2 separate regions of the Mus musculus genome follow, and region 2 is linked to region 1. The links are chromatin contacts, found by Hi-C or POLR2A ChIA-PET in ENCODE. All regions are on one chromosome and are shown on one strand. The core of a region is the stretch at or near the end of the contact, and the rest is flanking DNA. Distances in the headings are between cores, read along the strand shown. Region 1 holds the start of Sh3gl1 (SH3-domain GRB2-like 1). Region 2 holds the start of Rpl36 (ribosomal protein L36).

Region 1 (4,456 bases), core at 472-2,971:
GGCCTGCCAGGCTTTCCAGCAGTGTCCCATGTAAAATGCATGTCAAGCTGAGGTCATGGCTCAGGGTAGAGCTGTTGCCAGTGTGGTTGAGGTCCTGGGCTCCAACCCCAGCAAACATCCATCAAACGAGAGAGAAAGAGAGAGCGCACTCGCGAGCACAATCGATCTAGCAACCTGGAGGAAAAGGCAGAAGAAAAGAAACTCAAAACAGACAGGAGAAAACTCAGTCACGAACTTCTGGCCACTGAGGTTTGGTGACAAACATCTGTAACTCAGCACCGGGAGGCAGAGGCGGGAGGATAATGACTATGAGGCCACTCTGGCCTGACTGAGACAGAGATGAGACAACAAGGGTTTTCTCAAGCAGAAACCTGACAGAGCTGAGGGAACAGGCTCACTTGAGCCCAGGAGTTCAAGGCAAATATAAAACCTTCAACACACAAAGGTATCCTGTCATCCCAGCGCCTGAGAGGCAGGAAGATGGAAAATTCTGGGCCAGCCTGGACTACGAGCAAAACTTGGCCTCAAAAAACCCCCCAAAAGTTCCAGAGGGACATTACACTATAGGATGTCTGAAAGGAGCGCCTGCCTGCCTGGGGTAGGGTTCTCAATGTTTATACAACGGAGGCCAGGATGCCCACCCTACAGAACTCCTGAATGTCAACACAACCAGAAAGGAGAATTTCAGTTCAGAGTCATGATCGGATCGATTAAACACTAAACCCAAACCACCAAGTACCTATAGGAATCTATAGTATGGTACAGCCAACAAAAACGTATCTTTCAAAGAAGCATACATATGTTTTAGAAATAGGGACACAAACCTGACACATTTTGTAAACTGCAGAAGCCTGGAAAATTACTTTTCACTGTCTCTTTTCAACTTGCCACAGTGTCTACCAAGAGATTTTTCTTTCATTTTTGAGACAGGGTCTCCTTATGTTACGTAACCCTGGCTGGCCTCAAACTCAGAGATCTGCTTACCTGACTGCCTCAAGTGTGCAGGGATTAATGATGTATAACACCCAGTGAGCGAGAATGTTTGTTTTTGGTTTTTTAGGTTTTTTTTTTTTCAATCCGTCTTACAGACACCGGAGAGGGAAAAGAAGAATGGGACACTGATTATTTTTTAAGCCCTGTGTGGACTTGGTTTTTTTGGATATCAACCTAGACAAACATTTTCTGTGGCCTGAGGCTATGTGGTGAGAGTCTCGGAAGCATAGCCTGGAGACTTTGGGGGGGGGGGGGCTTGCCTTCCATGCTGCGATCCCAGGAATCGAACTTACGTTGTAAAGCCTGGCGGCAAGCCCCTCTCAATGAAGCCCTTTCGCCGGCCCTCCAGAGCTTTCTGAAAGCCGCCTAGACGCGCACACCCGGTGTCCCTCTTCAAAGCACGGGGACCCGGTCTCCCCTTCCCCGCTAGCCCAAGGGAAGCCAGCTCGGCTCGTCTGCGGTCCCCAAAGGCAGGCCCGAGACCAGATCGCCTGGCCTCGCCTCACCTGGCTCGCCTTGTAGAACTGCTTCTTCAGCCCCGCCACCGACATGCCGCCTGCCGCCGTCAGGCCTCCCGCTCGAACTCCGGTTTCCGCCGGCGCCGCCGAACCGACTTCTTTCCTCCGCGCGCAGGTCGGCGCCGCCACCGCCAAATCAGCTTGCCAGCTCTGCGCCCCCGCCCCGAAGCCACCTCGGCCGGCTAGCGCGCACGCGCGGCCGGGATATTACATGGCAACCGCACACTTCCGGTGACGCCCCCATATCGCCTCACCCCACCCTACAACGGCATCTGCGCGCGCTCCGCCTCTCTGCGCGTGCGCGCCCCCTGGAGGACAGAAAGAGCATTGCCGGGGGAGGAACGGCGGAAACCCTCCCACACCAACGAGATGAGGGGGCGCCTAGAGAGGCCAGAAATCTGTGTACGTGCGCGTGTACGCATGATGCAGCTCCCTCTAGAGTCCAGGAGTAGATATAAAGCCAAAAGTCAGTTTTAATTAATTAATATTTTATTTGTGCGTGGAGAAAGCGGAGCGGAATTTGCCAGCGAGAGTGTAATAAAGACAAAGCGAGGTAAAATGGAATATCTTAGGGGCTAGAGGAACGGTTGGTTCTCCAGGTAAAAGTGCTTGCTGCCCTGGCTGACATCGGGAGTTCAGTTCCTCGCATCCACATCAGGCTGCTTGCTCATAGCTAGCTGTCTGTAACTCCAGCTCCGGGTCACAGCCCTTTCCTGGCCTCCTTCAACTGCTCTCAAGTACACCGGGTCACATATATACCCATAACTTAAAAATTAATATGAGGTATGCCAGTGGTGATGCATGTACGCCTTTAATCCCGGCAGAGGCCCAAATGCTAACACGCCACCAGCCTTCTCTCTGGGGTCCTTCCTTCAGTGTCTCCCTTCTAATAAATCGCTGAGGATACAACTAGAAAAGAGAGTCCTTTATTTCCTTCTTCATAACTTTATTTCAGAGCAGATATTGCATAACCCAGGCTAAGCCTCAAACTTACTGTATAACCAAGGATGACCTTGAACTCCTGTCCAAGCTCCTCCACGTCCCAAGTGCTAAATCACAGGTGTGCACCAATGAGCCCCACTAGAAACATATTTTCAAAATAGTTCGCTCAGACTGTAGCTATCTCCTATTTCGAGTTCCATTGGTTCATTCCTGTCATGTACCAGCTATAGGACATCATTGCTTTTTTGCGCATTAGCCCTGCAGTGAGCTTCCTCTCATCATTAAGACAGAAAGAGGACTCTAATTGAATGATATCTGTGATGGCTTGTATATGCTCAGACCAGGGAGTGGCACTATTAGAAGTTGTGCCCCTGCTGGAGTAGGTGTGTCACTGTGGGTGTGAGCTTTAAGACCCTCATCCTAGCTGCCTGGAAGCCAGTATTCTGCTAGCAGCCCTCAGATGAAGATGTAGAACTCTCAGCTCCACCTTCACCATGTCTGCCTGGATATTGCTATGTTCCCGCCTGGATGATAATGAACTGAATCTCTGAACCTGTAAGCCAGTCCCAATTAAACATTGTTTTTTTTTTTTTAGATTTATTTTATTATTATATCTAAGTACACTGTAGCTGTCTTCAGACACACCAGAAGAGGGCATCAGATCTTATTAAGGATGGTTGTGAGCTACCATGTGGTTGCTGGGATTTGAACTCATGACCTTTGGAAGAGCAATCAGTGCTCTTACCCGCTGAGCCATCTCTCCAGCCCCCTAAACGTTGTTCTTATAAGAGTTGCCTTGGTCATGATGTCTGTTCACATTAGTAAAACCCTAACTAAGACAATATCTCTTCAATGAAGTCTCCCCAGGTTGACATATGTACCTTAACCCTTCTATCAACTGTTACAAATTTCAAAAACTATATAGAATATGCCAGGTGTGGCAATGCACACACCTTTAACCCAAGCCCCTGAGAAGCAGAGCAGATGGGTCTCCGAGTTTGCGGCCAGTCTGGACTACATAACCAGTTACAGACCAGGCAAGCATGACCTGGAGATTAATAATGAATGGAGGTAATGAGTAAATAAATCCTAAAGCAGACACAGGAAAATGGCTAGGGTTGAAATTGGTGAAAAGTTGGGGTGGTTTCATGAACCCAGAGATTACTGGAAGGTTCCAAATGACTCAAAGGGTTGTACTGCAGTAGATCAAAAAATATGTATGTGCCATCTTTACTGCTCCTGAATCCAGGAGTCTTTATAAAAAGTTTGGAGTATGAGTAGTTTCTGTTTCTTTTGTTTTTTTGAGACAGGGTAACATAAACCGGCCTCTCCTCTCTTAGTGCTGCAATAACAGGCCTGGGACACCATGTCTCCTTTCCGAAACAGAACTGGATGCCAGCCAGGGTTTCCTGGCACGCCCACCGCCCACCAGCAACTCACAAGACTCCCTCAAGGGTGCTCTTTATTTTATATGTTTTGAGATGGTGGAGGCTGGCTTCAAACTTGGTACTTAGCTCACCGTGGCCTTTAACTCCTAATCTTTCTGCCTTCACCTCCCAAATACAGGGCTGACAGGTCCTTGACAGCAGGATTGGCTCCACGAGACCCACACAATTCAATCAAATTATATTCTTCAGCAAGTCAGAGATTTGATGAGGTCCGTGACACTAGAGCACTCCTTACCTTCACTGAGCCCATGGCCCAAAAGCAATTCATACAACTAATTCATTAGCTAAATAACCCACTTACTAGCCACAGCTTCAAGAAAACTGTTGCAGGCATTCGAGCTGTTTGCAGATAAAGAAAGGTTTCTTCCTCCACCTAACAACAGCAGCAACAACAACAAGAAAAGATTTAGAAACTAGTGATTGGGTTCCAGATCAGCAAGGCTACATAGTGAGATTCTGTCTTAAAATTAAAAACAAAAACAAAAGACAGAGGCAATTATTCTTTTGTTGTTGTTGTTGTTTTTGAGACAGGGTTTCTCTGTATAGCCCAGGCTG
Region 2 (4,404 bases), core at 63-2,562, 580 kb after region 1:
CTCTCCCTCCTGTGTTCTAGGACCTATTCCTACCTTCTTTGGACTCTTCTCAGGCCTGATCATCAGCACAGCCACCCTAGGGTACCAGAGTGGACCCTCTTGGCACGCAGGCTGAGGATCCCCACGAGGGCCTTAGCTCCATCCCAGGGTGATGCTACCCACAGGCCCCGCCTATCTGGGTTGGCCCCTCCCACTCTTATCCAAGTACTTGTGCTGCTGACGAGTTTTGCCCTCTGCTCCCTCCAGAGTACTGCATCCTGGTACATCCATGCCCTGCTTCGTAATGAGAGTTGGATTCTCTTATGTTCTCTACTGTTGGAATTCCTCAGGCTGACAGAGCGTGGAGTGTGGGAAGCTGAGGCAGGAGAGGAGGAGGCTCAAGTACAGCTCAGCTGCTGGAGCACTTGGGTGTTACACGCCTGTCATTATCAGGACAGCCTGGGCTGCACGAGACCATAGCTCACAGAAAAAAAGTGAGGAAGGAGAGGAGTGAGGGGGCACAGCCTGTGATTCTAGATAATTTGCAGCCCTCTCTACCCCAAGGCCTCCAGGGGACGCGAAACTCCTTCAACGAAACAGTTCATAAGGATCAGTCTATTGATCCGGACAGATTTGTTGTGACTGTTGTGACAGATCTATTGATCTGTTGGATCCGGAACCCTCCATGACGAAGGCAAACGGAGTTCTGTAAACTGACTTCTGACCTCTGCAAGTTTGTAGTGGCACATGCTCTCTCTCTTTCGAGACAGGGTTTCTCTGTGTAGCCCTGGCTGTCCTGGAACTCACTCTGTAGACCAGGCTGGCCTCGAACTCAGAAATTCGCCTGCCTCTGCCTCCCAAGTGCTGGATTAAAGGTGTGCGCCACCACGCCCGACACAAACAAAAAATTTTAAAAGCACTCTTTAAAGTCATTTTTAAAAAGATTTGTTTATTTAATTAGTTATTATGTATACAGCGGTCTCCCTGCATGTGTACCATCAGGCAAAATGAGGGCACCAGATCTCATTATAGATGGTTATTAGCCACCATGTGGTTAACTGAGAATTGAAATCAGGACCTCTGGAAGAGCAGACAGGGCTCTTAACCTCTGAGACATCTCTACAGAGCCCATTCCCCTCAAAAGCACTTTTATTGTCAGAGATTAAATTACTTCAACAGCTAACAACAGTGTGAGGCAGCATTCCAACTCCTAACCTAAGGGATGATTCCCAAGCCGAGGTCTCACGGGTGCCGTAGAACCTCCGGCCACCAGAGGTCGCCCGCAGCGCGCCTGTCTCTCTAGCCGGAAAGGCCTGCAAGTGGCATATATCCCAGGATTCTGCGCGGTGCCGTTCTTCCTGTCCCGGCCGCCATCGGAGAGCATCAGGTAAGTGGGCCTCGTCGGGGCTCATCTGCCCCCATCGGGCATCCCGGCCCCATGGGGAGTCCCTGCGGGCCGGCATGCGGGCGGGCGCGGGCCGAGGTACCGTGTCTCAGCCGCTGTCTTGTCCCCGCTGCCCACAGCCATGGCTCTGCGCTACCCCATGGCCGTGGGCCTCAACAAGGGCCACAAGGTGACGAAAAACGTCAGTAAGCCGAGACACAGCCGGCGACGCGGGGTGAGTGCTGGGGACGCGACCGCCTCGTCAGAGATGGGGACGGGGGTGAAGAAGTGAATATCGACACCTGCGTAGATTCTGTGTCGTTGGAATGGGAAGGTCTGAGTGGTTCGTGGGCCCGGTCGTTGATTGGGCGTCTGAGACTGGGAGTCGGTCGGTGGGCTGTTGCGTTCGGCCCCCTGTAAGGCCCATTTTGGGGTTCGTGACCTCGGGGCTGTGCTCGCAGCGCCTCACCAAACACACCAAGTTCGTGCGGGACATGATCCGGGAGGTGTGCGGCTTCGCACCCTACGAGCGGCGAGCCATGGAGTTGCTCAAAGTGTCCAAGGACAAGCGCGCACTCAAGTTCATCAAGAAGAGGGTAGGCAGCGTGCTGCACCGAGCACGGGTGGGGGTGTGGCTGGCTGCAGTGGCCCTGGGTGACATGCGACTACTCCTCGCAGGTGGGCACGCACATCCGCGCCAAGAGAAAGCGGGAGGAGCTGAGCAACGTGCTGGCAGCCATGAGGAAGGCGGCGGCCAAGAAGGATTGATGAACCCTCCCCCAATAAAAGATGGTTCCTACAGTTTTGTGTATGTGTGAGCTCACGGCGACACTGAGACTCAGGCTTAGGGCTTTTGGAAAGGTTTTCTTTATTCATGATTCTACAGCTGTGCTCGTGGCTCCGCCACACCATGATTTATTTAGTCCCAGGCCCCTGTGTCATCTCTCCACGGCCAGTGCCTCCCTGTGCTCTCGCCGGGGGAAGGCAATGGGGAATATGTCCCGATAGTGTTCCACGAAGTGAACTTCAAGGCCCTCTGTGATAAAAGGAGCTAAATCCGAGTAGTCCTTTCTGTTCTCAGCAGGCAGAATGATGCAGGTCACACCTGCACGCTTAGCCTGTGGAAAGATGTGTCAGCTGGGTGCTCTTCCACCCTGAGGTGGTCAGGGGTACAGGCGGCAGACACTCACCGCAATGGTCTTCTCCTTGATGCCACCCACAGGCAACACCTTGCCAGTGAGGGAGACCTCCCCAGTCATAGCCAGGTTCTGCAACACTGGCTGGCCCAGAGCCAGGGACAGCAGTGCAGTGACAATAGTACAGCCTGCGCTGGGACCATCCTTGGGGGTAGCACCCTGTGGGGAGAGGCAGTGGTGAGTTGCTGCGCTGATGGGTGCTATGGGGGGGGGGGGTGAATGATGGGCCTACCTCAGGCACATGCAGGTGGATGTGTGAGGTGACTAGGAAGTCATTTTCAGGGTCCTGCTCCATCAGGAAGGCACGAGCATAGGTGTAGGCTATGCGGGCACTCTCTTTCATCACATCTCCCAGCTGACCTGTCACCTCTAGGCTGCCATCCTTGTCCTCCTTGCTGCCACTAGGCTGGGGCCGCCTCAAAGATGTCTCCACAAACAATGTAGAGCCCCCTGGAAGGTGGAAAAGGCTAAATTTGTTCCTTACACTCCAATTCTGCACTTGAAGACTCCATAGCACTGGTAGCCTGCATTATCTATCCAGGCCCCGTCTTTATTTACATTTGTAGCAGCCAGCTGGCCAGGCAGAAAGATGTGGGTGCTATGCTCACCCATGGCAGTCCAGGCCAAACCCATGACCACGCCAGGAGGTGTGACTTCGTACATGCGCTCCACTGTGAACACAGGCTTCCCAACAAAGTCTTGTAGGTTCTCAGGTGTCACCTGTACTGTCTGGGCCTCCCCACTTACGATCTTGTATGCAGCCTTGCGCAGCACCTGAAGTGGGTGGGTGGGTGGGTGTAGGTGGGCATTTGCTAGGCAGAGGCATGCCCTGTGTAGTGGGTGGGCCCGTGGGCGGGCTTACCTTCTCCACCTGCTTCTGTAGGTTGCGCACACCACTCTCCCTGCAGTATTGCTTGATGAGCAGTGTGAGCACTGCTGCTGACAGCTGGGCCTTGCTCTCATCTAGGCCACACAGGGTGCGGGCCTGTGGCACCAGGTACCGCTGTGGGGAGCAGCTGTCAGCAATGCCTGTTGTCCTCACCCACCATGTTGTTCCTGGTGCCCTAGGGTCCTAATCTCCTCACCCACTGCACCAACCCAGCCCTCCCTTCTCAGAAGCACAGAGTAGAGAATCACAGCCCTGTCCTGAAGACGATAGGCCCCAAAGTGTCACCCTAGGCTGTGCTCACCTGAGATCTTTGCCCATCACCTGCCAGGCACTCAAGACTATTGTGAGAGCCAAGTCTGATCTGGTGCCCCTCCACCCCACAGAACCCCACATACCTCTGCGATGGCCAGCTTCTCCTGTGCTACATAGCCAGACACATTGATCATCTCCATGCGGTCCCTCAGTGGTTCTGGGATGGTGTCAATGACATTGGCCGTGCAGATGAATAGCACCTGGGTGACAAGGGGGGCACAGGATGCTGGAAGCTGGGTGTCCCCTCTCCCATAGCACTAGCACCTAGCCACATGAGTCACACTCACCTTGGACAGATCCACTGGCACATCCAGGTAGTGGTCCAGGAAGTTGGCATTCTGCTCAGGGTCCAGCAACTCCAGCAGTGCTGATGACGGGTCCCCTTGGTAGCCTCGGCCAATCTTGTCCACCTGAATTGGGAAAGGCAGGCGCCATAGGACAAACTATACCTGGCTCCAACACTACAGGATAAGCTGTGCAGTGAACTGTCCCTCCTGTCCCCAGAGCCTACCCCACCTCATCAATGAGCACTAGCGGGTTCTCTGTCTTGGTCTTCTTCAGACACTGGATGATCTTCCCAGGCATGGCCCCCACGTAGGTACGCCTGTGGGAGGCAACACTCAGTATGGGTCAGTGTGCTGATA

Evidence for each region. Hi-C counts contacts between places; a loop is a spot of excess contacts on that map. ChIA-PET counts read pairs that join two places held with the same protein, here RNA polymerase II (POLR2A).
Region 2: a loop to region 1 is called in a map of heart, with 2.8 times the contacts of the local background. The contact joins the promoter of Rpl36 here to the promoter of Sh3gl1 in region 1. A Hi-C loop is called at or near these places in 1 of 37 maps with a recorded cell type or tissue (heart). POLR2A ChIA-PET finds 5 or more read pairs at or near these places in 1 of 5 experiments (embryonic stem cell).

What each region holds. Positions count from the first base shown.
Region 1 is chr17:56,034,916-56,039,371 of GRCm38, forward strand. Sh3gl1 (SH3-domain GRB2-like 1) reads right to left here and starts at 1,722. Exons shown (of 10, transcript NM_013664.3): 1 at 1,500-1,722. The coding sequence starts at 1,544.
Region 2 is chr17:56,612,083-56,616,486 of GRCm38, forward strand. It overlaps Rpl36 (ribosomal protein L36), which reads left to right and starts at 1,313. Exons shown (of 4, transcript NM_018730.3): 1 at 1,313-1,366; 2 at 1,504-1,598; 3 at 1,825-1,959; 4 at 2,042-2,164. The coding sequence starts at 1,506. The coding sequence ends at 2,131. It overlaps Lonp1 (lon peptidase 1, mitochondrial), which reads right to left. Exons shown (of 18, transcript NM_028782.2): 11 at 4,277-4,364; 12 at 4,048-4,170; 13 at 3,844-3,960; 14 at 3,422-3,562; 15 at 3,168-3,333; 16 at 2,792-3,009; 17 at 2,554-2,718; 18 at 2,215-2,481. The coding sequence ends at 2,302.